Linked DNA regions of Homo sapiens: region 1 is linked to region 2. Evidence: chromatin contacts called from ENCODE Hi-C or POLR2A ChIA-PET data. All regions are on one chromosome and are shown on one strand. Each heading gives the region's core, a stretch centred on a gene start or an enhancer-like site at or near the end of the contact. The rest is flanking DNA. Distances are from core to core; before and after follow the strand shown. Region 1 holds the start of RNF207 (ring finger protein 207). Region 2 holds the start of TP73-AS3 (TP73 antisense RNA 3).

Region 1 (7,610 bases), core at 1-2,500, 2.5 Mb after region 2:
CTACTGTGGGTCAGGCTCTGGGCTTGACTTTGTAATCGCAAGAGGGGCAGAAACGGGCTGCTCTCAGGACACTCAGGAGAACACGGGCGGAGAAAGCTCACTGATCACGTCGACCTAGCAAGCGAGCGCACGCTGGAGAAAACGCTGGGATCAACACGCATCTGCCAGGCCCAGACGGCAGAGGGGGCACTGCTGGAAAGGCCGGGAACCTCCCCTCTCAACCTCCCACCCAAACCCATCCCTCTTTTGGGAACTTGGCAGGCAATGAGGATAGGGCCTTAATTAAGTGGACGCCCAGTATGTGTATTTCACGTGCGTTATTCCACTGGGGCCTCACCCATTATCAGGACACCAGTTCTATTTTAACCCAGCGCTGAGGCTCTGAGAGGTCAGTAACATGGCCAAGAGCTCACAACCAGCGAAAGGCAGGGCTGGGATTACAGGGCGTCTCACTCCGCCTCCCAAGCGCTGGAAAGTCGGTGGAGGGGCGTCCGCTGCTCTCTGGCGCCCCCAATTGGCCGCCGAGGAAATGAGGCGGCGATGACCTGTTCAGACCCAAATGGGATGGAAGAGTGGGGATTAGCGGGGGTAGGGGGTGGGGTTTGGACTCTTTTTTTTTTTTAAGACAGTCTGGCTCTGTAGCCCAGGCTGGAGTGCAGTGGCGCGATCTCGGCTCACTGCAACCTCCGCCTCCCGGGTTCAAGCAGTTCTGCCTCAGCCTCCCGAAGGGCGCCACCATGCCTGGCTAATTTTTGCATTTTTAGTAGAGACAGGGTTTCGCCATGTTGGCCAGGCTGGTCTCGAACTCCTGACCTCAAGCTATCTGCCCGCCTCGGCCTCCCAGAGTGCCGAGATTACAGGCGTGAGCCACCGCGCCCGGCCTACCCTTGAAGACCCCGCAGCCAAGGTCCTCCGGCCCCGCTCTGCGCGGCGCTCTGGTCTTGGGGCTCCGGACTCTGTCATGCCGGGCAGGGGCCAGTCCGATCCTTGCACCCTTGCCTGGCACCGTCCCTGGAGCCTTGGCGTCCTGGCCTCTCCTCCCCGCGGGCTGGAGGTGGAGTGGCCGGGCCGGAACCAGTGCGCAAAGCAGATGGCGAGCGCGGAGGTCGGTTCGGCCCCGCCGCGCCTCAAGGCAGCAGCCACCCTGGGGAAGGTGGATGCCGGAAGAGGCGTCGCCTGCGGGTCACCCAGAGGACACCCGGCGGGGAATTCCGAGGGTGGGAGTGAGGAGAGGTAGGAGAGGCCACGGCAGAGGGAGGCCCCGCGCAGAGTGGGAACCATCGCCCGGTGCGGGCCTGAACTTCCAGGGCCGGCTACTCCTCGGCAGAGCGACCGCGCGGTGTCTCAGAGCGCGGCCCGGAGCCGCACTAAGAGCGCTGGACGGCGGGAGAGAGGCTCGGAGGACCGGTAGCTCCCAGCAAAGCGGCCCAGCGGGTAGGTACAAGGCCCCGCCCCTCGCCAGTCCTCACTGCCTGTTCTCCCTGCGCCGGGGAGCTCCAGGCCCCAGCCCTAACCTGGGCCCTAGCGGCTCCCCACTCCATGACCTCTGGACGCCCAGTCGGGTCCAGGCGCGATAGGGAGGGCGCGGGCGCCCGGGCAGAGGGGCCGCGGGAGCTCAAGCGGGGCTCCGTGCGTGCCCCAGCCGCCCGCTTGCGCTGTCGCTGCAGATGTCGGGAGCTATCTTCGGGCCCCTGGAGGGCCCGAGCTCCCTGGATGCCCCGAGCATCCACCCGCTGGTGTGCCCGCTGTGCCACGTGCAGTACGAGCGCCCGTGTCTTCTGGACTGTTTCCACGACTTCTGTGCCGGCTGCCTGCGTGGCCGCGCGACCGACGGCCGCCTCACCTGCCCGCTGTGCCAGTAAGTGTCCCAAAGTTCCCCAAAACCCCCCAGACCCCATCCCCCGGGCCCAAGGTTGGCTCTGCCCGAGCTGGGACCCAGGTGCCAGGAGAGTAAGGCTCCAACTTCAGGCAGAACGACTGGGAGATACTGCACCCGGTCCTTAGCTCTCCCCGCCAGAAGTTGCAGGCTTCGGTCCATTTTATAGATCAGCTTAACTGAAGCCTGGAGATTGCAGTTACTGGCCCAAGACCTCCCATCAAAAGTCAGAGGGTAAGGGCGGGGCTCCAGCACTGGTCAGGACGCTCCCGGTTACTCGCTTGGGGGTCCTAGAAGTCTTAGGTCCACAAAACCACAGTTTCAGTTATGTGGGCTCAAGGAACCCAGGAGTGGCTCTGATTTGCCCAATGCCGTGAGAAGATGTCGAGGAGCAGCTTCTGCTTTTGATACTAGGGGACCAACCCCACTGTCTGCAGGAGTGCCCAGGACTGGGCAAGGGTAGGGACCAGGGCAGGGTGAGTGCTGGCTGTGATATTTATAGCAGACCCCAGAGCTGTGGTGCACCCCACCTCCCAACACAGCTATTTTTAGCTCCAGCCTGGAATGTGAGGGGTGGGGGTGGGGAGCCCTGGGGAAGGGGTATCAGAATCTCGGGGCCTGGGCTTCTCTGCAGACACCAGACGGTGCTGAAGGGTCCCAGCGGGCTCCCGCCGGTGGACCGGCTGCTGCAGTTCCTGGTGGACAGCTCAGGGGATGGCGTGGAGGCGGTGCGCTGTGCCAACTGTGACCTGGAGTGCAGCGAGCAGGCAGGGGCGGCAGGGCGGGTGGGTGAGGAGCAGAGGGTACCCGGTTGCACAGTCCCCAATGCTTGCACATGCACTCAGCATGTCTTCAGAGGACGACCTGGCAGTGGATTCTCCAGCACCTCCCTAGGGCACCTTGGCCCCAAATGTGAACCCCATTATACCGGTGGGGAGACTGAGGTCCAGAACAAGGGACTTGAGCCAGTGTCCAGACAGTGGCAGAGGCTAAGGCCATTCGATCTGGGGAGAGCTCACTGGTCCCCAATTCAGGGTGGAGTTGTGGACCTGCACAGGAGGGGCAGTCCAGTTTGCAGGCCTGGGCCGACCCTGAAGGGCCTCTGCTACCCAAGTGGCATAGAAGCAGCTACAGCCCAGGGGAGGTGGGGACAGCATGCTGTTCCCTCTGGGCTGTAAAAGGCACAGGGGACTCTGGCCTGCGGAGGCCAGAAAATGTATCGGGAATCCCAGGAGGACGGCCCGACTGGGGCAAAAGCTCCAGCGTTCTGGACAAGTGCTGAGCAATGTGTGACCCAGACGTACAGAGAGGATTAGCAGGAGGTAGGGACTGCAGGTAGGGCCTGTTATGTCCATCATTGCATGCGTCCATACCAGGGCTGCAGGCCAAGCCCTGGAATCCCAGCCCTGGGTCTGGCTTGGGGAGGAGAACCTTAAAGCCCTCACTGCTCTTCCCCTCCCCCCGCCCCCAAGTGTGACTCCAGATGGCCAGGGTGTACACCACCTTTCGGCCACTATTGAGTGTGCCAAGGGGGCCGTGAGAGGCCCTCACACCCTTTTGTTGCAGGTAAAAAAAAAAAAATTTTTTTTTTTGAGACGGATTCTTGCTTTATCGCCCAGGCTGGAGTGCAGTGGCGCCAACTTGACTCACAGCAACCTCTGCCTCCCGAGTTCAAGTGATTCTTCTGCCTCGGCCTCCCGAGGAGCTGGGACTCCAGGCGCCCGCCACCATGCCCAGCTAATTTTTGTATTTTTATTAGAGACAGGGTTTCGCCATGTTGGCCAGCTCCTGACCTCAGGTGATCCGCCCGCCTCGGCCTCCCAAATTGTTGGGATTACAGGCGTGAGCCACCGCGCCCGGCCTCGGTAAAATGTTTTATAAAGGCAGTTTCTGCCCTCTCCCCGCGTCCCCCACCCCCCTCCACGGACCTACTTACCCAGCCTCTGAGCCGCAGTGCCCTCCTCTGTAAAGTGGGTATATCAGAGCGCCAAGTGCCTGGATTACAGGAAAGGGCTGCGTTTAGCTGCGCACCCGGCCACGGCTGGGACAAACACGCGCAGTGACACGCGGCGGCTGCGGTTCCCGCGCTGGCCGCGGTCGGGCTCTGGCGCTCCTGAGCCCGCGCTCGGCCCGCAGGACGTGGAGACCACGTACTTCTGCAACACGTGCGGACAGCCCCTATGCGCGCGCTGCCGCGACGAGACGCACCGAGCACGCATGTTCGCGCGCCACGACATCGTGGCCCTGGGTCAGCGAAGCCGCGACGTGCCCCAGAAGTGCAGTGAGTGAGGCTTGCGGGGCCGGGGACTTGGGGGTGGGGGCGGGGCGGGCACTGACCGGAGCCCTCACCACCGCCCGCCGCCCCCGCAGCGCTGCACGCAGAGCCCTACCTCTTGTTCTCCACCGACAAGAAGTTGCTGTTGTGCATCCGCTGCTTCCGCGACATGCAGAAGTGCGTACAGGGGACGCGAGGGGAGGGGGCTGGGGGCCGCTGGAGCGGGCCTCACCCGCCGCCTTCTGCAGGGAGAGCCGGGCACACTGCGTGGACCTGGAATCGGCTTACGTGCAGGGCTGCGAGCGGCTGGAGCAGGCGGTGCTGGTGAGCGCAGGGGCCTGGCGCGCGGGGCCGCGCGGCGGCGATCGCGAGCCTGACCACGCCCTGTCCCCAGGCCGTGAAGGCCCTGCAGACGGCCACGCGGGAGGCCATCGCGCTGCTGCAGGCCATGGTGGAGGAGGTGCGGCACAGCGCCGCCGAGGAGGAGGACGCTATCCACGCCCTCTTCGGCAGCATGCAGGTGAGGGGTGGGGGTTGGGGGATAAACGACCCAGCCGGGACCTGGTGACACAGGGCTGGTCCCTTGCCCTTGTGGATTTCCAGTGTAGTGGGGCAGCAGGCCTTGCACCAAGCACTTTCCTGGAGTTGCTAGGAGAGCTGGGAGGGGAAACCAGGGCCTGCCGCAGGCTGGTGGTGGGGGTGTGAGGTGGTCAGGAAAGACTTCCCTGGGGAGGTGACATTTAAGGTGACGGGACCCAAGCCCTCACCAGGCAGCAGATGCAGGGCTGGTAGGTTGGAGAGATACCTAGTGTAACCAGCAGGTGGCTGGGGTCCGGGGGGTAGGCATGGTGGGAGGTGGCAGGGCTGGGGCGCAAATCAAGAGCATGCTCGCCATCTCTCCCAGGACAGGCTGGCAGAGAGGAAAGCGCTGCTGCTGCAGGCTGTGCAGAGGTGAGTTGGGGGGAGCGGGGCTTGCTTCCCTTACCCCTTGGCCTCCATGGCCTCAGCTCAGAGCCTGGGCAGGCCCTGCCCCACCCTGAGGAGCAAGACATCCGAATGTCCTCCCAGCTAAGGAGGGCAGCATGGCTCAGGGTGCAGAGAAGGGGTTCAGGGACGGACATGCGAAGCTGGAGGCGGGTGGGGGATGGAACTGCCCGGCCCTGCTCCTGGCCCCCTGGAAACCAGGCAGCCCCCCTCCCCCAGCCAATACGAAGAGAAGGACAAGGCCTTCAAGGAGCAGCTCTCTCACTTGGCCACCTTGCTGCCCACCCTGCAGGTACAGGGAGCTCGGGGTGCGGGTGGGTCCCTCCTCCTCCCCGGCCAGGCACTGAGCAGCATCCCCTCCCCCAGGTCCACCTGGTCATCTGCTCCTCCTTCCTCAGCTTGGCCAACAAGGCTGAGTTCCTGGACCTGGGCTATGTGAGTCTCCTCTGCTCCTGCAGATGCCCCCTCCCCACCAGGAGCCCACCCTGCAGACCAAAGCCACCAACTCAGGGGTGGGCAGCCTGTCACCTGGAGCCTGGACCAGGGATCTCGGGGCTGACCCCCTCCCAACTCCATCATCTGCAAACCTGTTAGGGTCACTGTTACAAGGACAGTGAAGCCAGGAAGGGGGCATGAGCCTACAGTCCCCCGTGGGGCGGAGTGACCACTGGAGTCCAGCCGCCCCCTCTCCTGTGGATTTGGGGATGGGATGGGGGTTTGTCCGGGTGAGTCCCAGAAGAGGGCTGGCGCTGCTAAGGGACACCAAGTCAAGTGCCAAAGACAGACGTGCTCCGCCTCCATCTCCCCTCTTCCTGCCCCCTGGCTGCCACACCTCCACCGGCCTGAGGCCCTCCTCACTGCCACAGGAGCTGATGGAGAGGCTGCAGGGCATCGTCACGCGGCCGCACCACCTAAGGCCTATTCAGAGCAGCAAGGTGTGCAGTGGCCTGGGTGGGCCAGGGTCGGGGGCCCTGCAGGGCAGTGGAGGCCACCTCATGACCCCATCCCGCTGCCCAGATTGCCAGTGACCACCGAGCTGAATTCGCGCGCTGTCTGGAGCCACTGCTGCTGCTGGGGCCACGTCGGGTGGCAGCTGCTGCAAGTGGTGCTAACACGTGAGCAGCAACCGGGGAGGCCAGGCACAAGGTCCCCAACACTGGGGTGTGGGGGAGGGTGGGCGCTGAGGGGCCAGATCGCCAGCAAGAAGCCAGGTGCCACCATTCCTTCCTCCGTCCTTAGCTCGCCACCCTCCCAGCAGGGTGTCTGGGCACAGGGGATGGCCAGGGCGAGTCCACTAAGTAGGGGAACAGGAAGCCCTGGACCTGAAGTCCATGGCAGACCGGGCTCGGAGCTTGGCTAAAGGAGGAGGGGAGGACTCAGGCCCCCAACTACCACTGCAGCCTCCCCTGGGGTGGGGCGCCTGGGGCTGGGCTGACCGCCACCTAGGTGGCCTGAGGTCATAGGGGGCCTGATTCCTGGACTCATCTGGAGAGGAGTTAGAAGAGATGCTGAAATGGCATGTGTGTGTCCAGGGGCCCCAAGACCAAGAGAGACTGGGCCCACACTTCCTCTGTCCAGCATAGAAGTGAACACACCACTCACTCGGTCCTGGCCCCGGCAGCATTCCGACGGACTTGCTCTTGGCCCCACATCCTGGAACCCACTCCAGGGACTTTAAAAAATAGATGTGGATGTCCGGGTGAGGCCTTGCCTCAGCCTTTTCAAATCTCCTGGTGGCTCTGCTGTGCTCCAGGTGGTGGAGAGGGCTGTGAGATCCCGGAGCAGTCCAGGGGGCTGCCCTGGGAGGCTGGGGGAGGGGCAGACTTCCCCACCCCCCTGCATCCACACTGGCTCTCTCCCCAGGCTGGCAGGGGGCTTAGGCCCCAAGGCGCTGACGGGGCCCCACTGCCCCTCCCCAGTAGGAAAGATGTCGGGGTCACCCGTCCAAAAGCCCACGCTGCACCGGTCCATCAGCACCAAGGTGCTGCTGGCGGAGGGCGAGAACACGCCCTTCGCAGAGCACTGCCGCCACTATGAGGACTCCTACCGGGTGAGGGGGCAGGGATCTGCCGGAGGGGGGAGATGTCCTAACCCACTCCTCACCAAGGTACGCTCAGGGAAATCGAGTTCTCCCAGCTGCTGAAGCTGGGAGCCATTCCTCCACCAAGTCCATGGCAGTAAAAACAGCCTAGGGTGACCCACGCTCTCACACAGCCTCTCTGTGCAGCACCTGCAGGCAGAGATGCAGAGCCTAAAGGACCAGGTACAGGAGCTGCACCGAGACCTCACCAAGCACCACTCGCTCATCAAGGCGGAGATCATGGGAGACGTCCTGCACAAGTCCCTGCAACTGGACGTGCAGATCGCCTCGGAGCACGCCTCCTTAGAGGGCATGAGGGTCGTCTTCCAGGAGGTAGCCCTCCCAAGGACTCTAACTCCAGCCCCACCTGTCAGGGGATACCTGGGCTACCCTAA
Region 2 (6,565 bases), core at 459-2,958:
GGAAATGTATTCTCCCGGGGTCTCCAGAAGCAGCCAGCCCTGCCCGCAGTTTGGCTTTAGCTCCCTGGTACCCATCTCGGACTCTGACCTACAGAACTGTAAGAGAGTAAATTTATCTCATTCTGTGCTGCTCATTGTGTGGTCATTGGTTACGGCAGCCACAGAAAACAGACAGTGCGCACATCCGCATGGTCCCCTCTCCAGCTCTTGCCTGATAGGCATAAACGAGGGCAGCTGGGCGCGGTGGCTCACGCTTGCAATCCCAGCACTTTGGGAGGCCGAGGCGGGTGGATCATGAGGTCAGAAGATTGAAACTATCCTGGCCCACATGGTGAAACCCCGTTTCTACTAAAAATACAAAAAATTAGCCAGGCGTGGTGGCACGTGCCTGTAGTCCCAGCTATTCAGGAGGCTGAGGCATGAGAATCGCTTGAACCTGGGAGGCAAAGGTTGCAGTGAGCCAAGATGGAGCCACTGCACTCCAGCCTGGGCGACAGAGAGAGATTCTGTCTCAAAAAAAAAAAAAAAGAAAGAAAAAAAGTAAAAAAGAAAAAAAGGAAATAAACAAGGGCTTGCCCTGTAGTTCACATCTGGACCACCCAGCTTAAAATAGGGCAGGGGAGTTCAGGAATAGCTTTGCAACCCTTGTGTTACGGTGCACAGGTGTGCAAAAATTCTCCTTGAACTCCCCCTTCAGTGTCCCCCCAGGGCTCATGGCCACTGTCACTCTGTGCTAGTTGCTCTTCAGACCAGGGAACAGACTTGGCCATGGCTATGGCCAGGGTCCAGCTGCTATTGCTCCTCCTGTCACCCACCCACCTTTTGTCTCCAACAAGGATGTTGAGAGGAGCCAGGCACCAGCCTCCCTGGGTTCAGGTCTTTCCTCTCCCCTCACTTTCCTATGAACTAGGGGTGGGGGAGGAGGAGTGCCTGCCAGGAGGTCACTGCAGCCAAGGAACCCAAATTGGTGTGCTTGAGAATGACCCATGGATACACTTTCCAAAGAGTCACCCGGCTGCGATGAGGGGCCATCTCCCCTCCTGGAGCCAACAGCCATGAGTAGCTGTCACACACATCCGTGCAGCACCTAGACACACATCCGTGCTGTCCACTCCGTGCTGCTGCAATTGTGGGGGAGGAAGGTGGCACAGTGGCAGCGACACACACTTCCCTCTCCAAAATTGGGGCGGGGCTCCTCAAAATCCTCTGACCAGCATTAAAGATTCAGAATTTGATATTATGGCTGCATATAATGTTGAATTATCTGAACTTGCTGCACGTGTGTGTGTGTGTGTGTGTGTGTGTGTGTGTATTGTTGGTAGGACCAAAACGGTTAATTATCAGCAATTTCATGGTTTGACCTAATATTTTAAAAGAGAGGTTCTTACCTGCTGGAAGCATGTACTGGTGTATTACGGATGAGACGGTCTCATAGGTGGAATTTGCTGTGAAATGCCCCAGGAAACAAAAAGCCAGAGGTCAGAGTGATGAGAGCTGGGGACGGGTGGATGGGTTCCTGGGCCGTTCCCTGTAGTGCTGAGTGTGCTTGGAAGTGTCCACAATGAGGAGTAGAAACGAGTACAAAGCTGGGTGGAGACAGCCCTGTCCTGGCTGCCCTGAGCTCGGCCCTGTCAGTCGCCTTGAGGAGGGTTGGGGGGAGCAGGGATGCAGGGTGGCGCGTGCATGCCAGGTGGCAGGCGGCAGGTGCTGGCTCCAGGCCCGTCTCCAGCCCCAGGGCTCCAGGCCATGCTCCGCCCCCAGCTGCCCTGCAGCTCCAGGCCGGCCACGCTGCCGCCTAGTTTCGCAACTCCAATGTCATCACCTAGGTGACAGGGACGCTGCTGCCACCGCCCGCCTGCGGGAGCCAGGAGCCAGCCGAGGGCCACTTCCACCTGGCCCCACCGACCCTCCGGGGCCCAGGCTTAGCCAAGGTAGGCTTGGGCTTGGCTCGCCCTCCTCTCGGCCTGAGTCGGGGGGAGTCTCCTTGCCACCGTGGGTGCAGTGGCTCCGGGGGCCCACCCTGGGGTGCAGAGAGCCCCTCTACGGCCTCCCAGGAGGCGGCTTGGAAATGCAGTACTGTTCAGGCCAGGGTGGGGAGGCCTTGCCCACAGTTCTCCTGATGGGACAAGCCACAGCTCTGGGGAGCCATCTGCCCCAAGTGGCACATCAGGGCTCCTCGTGTGACCCTAGGATCGGGGGCAGAAGTGGCTCTGGTACCGCCACCTCCACCCCTTGGACCCACCAGGAGCTCTTTCCACTTCCTGCCAAGGAGGCGCAGAGTGACTGCCCCAGCCTGGCACGTCCGGGGGCTTCCCGGCTGGGGGCCGCCATCCTCAGCCTCACACAGCTGATCCAGAACCTCCCAGTTCTCCCCAGCCCCCTCACTCTTTTGTGGCCCCGGAGCCTCTCCCGGCAACAGCAAGCCATGCCCCGGCCTCCCCGGCACTCACGCAGCTACTCCCAAGCCTGACCATGACGTGGACGGCAGGAAGGGGCTGGGCATGTCCTGTTCCTTCTGCCTGGGTCCTGCTTCCAGGGCTGGACTCCCAGGCTGGGGAATCCTCAGGGACCCATCAAACTGGGGGACAGGGGAGGGGCTTGTGGGGATTTGCTGTGAGGAGGGCAGAGTGTGTACGTGGCAGTGCCTGCGGACACATGTGTGCGCATATGTGAATAGGTGTGTCCATGTGCATGTATGTGCAAGTGTGTTGCTAGAGGTGAGAGGGTGGGTAGGGAAACTGAGTGACCAGCTCCTCCCTGAAGCCTTGGGGGAATGTCCGAGGGGCCAGGGCCTCTGGATCCTGTTCCCTTGGCTCTTTGCAAAGTCTCCAGCCTGGCCTCCTGGATGGGCATGTGGCTCGGGGGGCGAGACCATGGGCTCTTCCTGGCTTGCTGTGTCGCTCTGGGTGCGTTTTACACCACTCTGAGGATCTCTCTGCTCATCCCTAAGGCAGGGATGATGATGGGGCCAGGGGACCACATGGGCACAGGTAAGGCAGGGATGATGATGGGGCCGGGGGACCACATGGGCACAGGCTTCTGGAATGTGGGTGTCGTCTCCCTGGGGTCCCGCAGTCTGAACTCAAGACTCAAGAGCCCCATGTCCAGGTGGGGATGTACAGGAGCCCCTTAGAAGTGGGGAAGAAGGCCAGGCGTGGTGGCTCACATCTGTAATCCCAGCACTCTGGGAGGCTGAGGCGGGTGGATCAACAGAGGTCAGGAGTTCGAGAGCAACCTGGCCAACATGGTGAACCCTGTCTCTACTAAAAATACAAAAATTAGCTGGGCGTGGTGGCGCACACAGCTGTAATCCCAGCTACTGGGGAGGCTGAGTCAGAAGAATCATTTGAACCTGGAAGGCGGAGGTTGCAGTGAGCTGAGATCGTACCACTGCACTCCAGCCTGGGTGACAGAGCGAGACTCTATCTCAAAAAAAATAAAATAAAATAAAAAAGATAGGAAAAGAAAAAGAAAAAGTGAGGAGAAATGAGGAGGAAGTCGAGCAATTTAACCCCAAATGGTGCTTCTCCAGCAGTCACTCTGTTCCTGTCCTGACCTGACCTGCTGGGCCCCGCCCGCTCAAACCAAATCATGGATTCTGTCATCGCTTCTTCACGGAGCACCTACTGTGTGCCAGGCGGGTGCTGGGGCTGCAGCGCAGAGAGCAGTCAGGGCTTGGTGGTCTGGCCCGCAAAGAGTCAGCATGTGAATGTCTCTCCATGCGATGGGTGCTGGGAGGGAGGAGCCCTGGCAGGTCTGGGGAAGACCAGCGTCTCTTAAATGGGGGTGCGCGGGCCCTGAGGAGTGAGGCTTCCTGACAGCCGTCCCTCGTGGGTGCCATGCTGGTCAGAGTGGGGTCTGGCTGCACAGCCTCCCTCAGGGCTGGGCTGGAAGCACAGGTCGGCTGGCACCTGTCCAGGTTTCAGGGTTCCAGGGCTCCAGCTGGAACTGCCTCAGGGATGGCAGGGGTGGGCCTGTCCCTGGAGAGGCGTGGGGTGTGGGAGCTGGGAGCGTGACGGGAAGCAGCCCCCTCAGACCTGGAGTAGCATGGAGCCTAGGATCCATTGTGACCTTGGTGGTCCTGTACCCTGTCCAGCTCCAGTTGCTGTTCCTGCCTCTCCCTGACCTACTGGCTGCCCAGGCTGCCCCTTGGCCGAGCTCCACCATGGCCAGTGCCCCTCCATTCGCTTGTGAGTCCCACAAGATCACAGCCCTGCCCAGGGCCTAGGCAGCTCTTGGGCTGACCCAGCCATCGTCGGGAGCCCCCTTCGTGACGGGGGCAAAGGCTGGATCGTTGTCTGCCCTGCAGGAGCCGGGGCCTCCAGAGGACGGGCTGCCTGGCGGGAAGGTGGAGCTCACCGGAGCCCAGCCTAAGCCAGCTGTGGTGCTTCTGAGATGTGCGGCCCTGGGCAGGCTGCTCGCCCTCTCGGGGCCTCTGGGAACACCTGGGGACTTCCCGCTGGGTTCCTCTGAGGATTGAATGAGCTTGAAAATATGGAGGATTTGGCACAGGGAATGCTGGGCAGCAATATCAGAAAGGCAACCCTGAGAGCCAGCGGACAGCCACTCTGAGGAACAGCAGTGGCTGCCTCTGGAAGGAGTGAGGGGTGGGTGGACCCCCGTGATCGCTGCACGGGGGAGGTCACGGGGCTGAGCGGCCACCACTGTGCAGGGGAGGTCACAGGGCTGAGCGGCTGACTCCAGAACAGGAAGGGAACACGCCAGGAGGGAGGATTGCTCACTGAGTCAGGGCGGGACTCAGAGGGACGCATGACAAGTTCAGGGAGTTGACAGCTGTCTGGAAGGGCACGTCTGCTCAGACCGCAGGGTAGGGAGTGGTCAGCAGGGAGACATGTCCACTGGTGCAGCGGGCGTGTCCCAGACCCCTTAGAGAAAAGCCCAGAGCCAGGGGTGAGGGGTATGTGTAGGGTGGGGACATCTCAGAGTGGAGCATCCCCACCAAGGGTGTCCAGAGGAGGGTGGCCAGGTGGGGACAGCAGCTTGAGAAGGGTCATTCTCTCTTGGTTGGAGGAGTGGAAGTGCTTCTCTGGGGAAAGAAAGAAGATTCTGGAGGACAGCACAGGCACTTCCAACATGGGCGCTGGCCGCACAAAGGCTAGTGACACCCGGTGTGATCCCTTGGGGTAGAAAGGGGGTGTGAGAGGAGGATCGGAGGGGGCAGAGGACAGGGATGTGTCTGTGCAGAACGAGGCTGTGGCAGCTCCAGCGAAGGCGGCTGCGGCCCCATCAGTCACCTGCCCTGCTGAGGGCAGCGCTGTACTCATCACCTGTGAACACAGGTATCGACTCAGACACCCACTCTGGCCATAAGCTCCGCTCTGTCCCAGCCCTGGACCCCTCACCCCCTATCCTTGGCAGTCGGTCCTCTGGGTCTTCTTCCTGTGCCCACTGTGCTGGTCTGAACCTCCCTTAGTGACAGATCTGCTCCTACCACCCCCGCCAGGGTCGCCCTTCCTCTAACAGGTGGGCTCCTGGCAGGAAACATCACCAAGCTCAGCGCCCCAGTTCCCTGACAGGGCCCCACTTCCCTCCTGCCGCCAACCTCGTCCCCCCAAGGGCCATGTCCCTGCCCACCCCTTCCACCCCTTTCTTAGAGGAAGCTCAGCCCATCAGGCCGCTCATGCTTCTGACCCCACCTCCAAACCCTCCTGACCCGCTTACCCCCAGGAGCACCGCCCACTCCAAGGCGCAAGCAAGCTGGGGCTGGGGTGCAGACTTCTCTTCCACCACCCACCCTCCTCATACCCAGCCTCTGAGGGCCTCACAGACATACATGATTTGCCTCCAGTGGGCCAGGGTTATCTGTTTACCGCGTTGCATGCCCCCGGGCATGGAGCTGGCACCGGCTGCCGCTGCAACTGGGCACTACCCGTTTCGAGGACGCCTCATTCCCTGAGAGACTGAGGATAGGCTGGTGCTCTGCAAAAGGGTGCGGAGACCACTGTAAAAGTGGGGTGAGACACGCGTGCTGACCATGAAATGGAGAGGCACTCGAAGGAGCCAGGGACCCGGCAGCCAGCAGACCCCACCTTTCCGCCCCCGTGTGTGCAGTTCTGTCGCTCAGCCTGGTGCCTTTGGGACCCGGGCCTCATTGGTTCTTCCTCCACTGCCACCACCTGATACTAAATAACCGTCGGTCAATGGCAACTCGATACGGTTTATGGGGCATCCACGGTGTGCCCAGATAGAGGAGTGCTTTCGCTTTTGATATGCGTAGAGTTACTTCATTCCACCTAGCGCTTCTAGGAGGCACTACAATTATCTCCATTTTACAGACAAGGAAACAGAGGCTCAGAATGGGCAAGACATCTATCTGAGGTCACACAGCTAGAGCGCGGCAGAGGTGGGCTGCGTGGGCAGAGCAGGAGAGGGAACTGGAGTGTGTGCCCGGCAGTGCTGGGCTTCAGGGCACGAAGCGGTGGGGCAGGAATCATGTGTCTTGGTATGACCCAAACACATATATGACAGCAAGAAGGCCTGGGCAGGCAGCAGAGGACAAGGCGGGCCTCTTGGATGTCTGGATGTGGATTGGGCCTCAATGTAC

Evidence for each region. A loop is a pair of places that touch in the nucleus more often than their neighbours do. ChIA-PET counts read pairs that join two places held with the same protein, here RNA polymerase II (POLR2A). Pooled maps may share reads with other maps.
Region 1: a map with no recorded cell type shows a loop between it and region 2 (8-fold over the local background). The contact joins the promoter of RNF207 here to the promoter of TP73-AS3 in region 2. A Hi-C loop is called at or near these places in 1 of 37 single-sample maps with no recorded cell type and 3 of 50 pooled maps. POLR2A ChIA-PET finds 5 or more read pairs at or near these places in 2 of 52 experiments (GM10248 and WTC11).

Annotation. Positions count from the first base shown.
Region 1 is chr1:6,204,869-6,212,478 of GRCh38, forward strand. It overlaps RNF207 (ring finger protein 207), which reads left to right and starts at 1,251. Exons shown (of 18, transcript NM_207396.3): 1 at 1,251-1,434; 2 at 1,668-1,858; 3 at 2,511-2,643; 4 at 4,013-4,157; 5 at 4,247-4,328; 6 at 4,400-4,475; 7 at 4,546-4,671; 8 at 5,056-5,102; 9 at 5,355-5,427; 10 at 5,502-5,570; 11 at 6,002-6,070; 12 at 6,153-6,250; 13 at 6,999-7,185; 14 at 7,363-7,548. The coding sequence starts at 1,668. It overlaps RNF207-AS1 (RNF207 antisense RNA 1), which reads right to left and starts at 912. Exons shown (of 3, transcript NR_125997.1): 1 at 886-912; 2 at 338-545; 3 at 1-114. RefSeq lists silencers at 281-575, 1,524-1,693, 3,841-4,135, 4,180-4,249 and enhancers at 627-1,446, 1,094-1,323.
Region 2 is chr1:3,667,237-3,673,801 of GRCh38, forward strand. It overlaps TP73-AS3 (TP73 antisense RNA 3), which reads right to left and starts at 1,709. Exons shown (of 3, transcript NR_187362.1): 1 at 1,389-1,709. All of the region lies in intron 1 of TP73 (tumor protein p73), which reads left to right. RefSeq lists an enhancer at 6,473-6,565.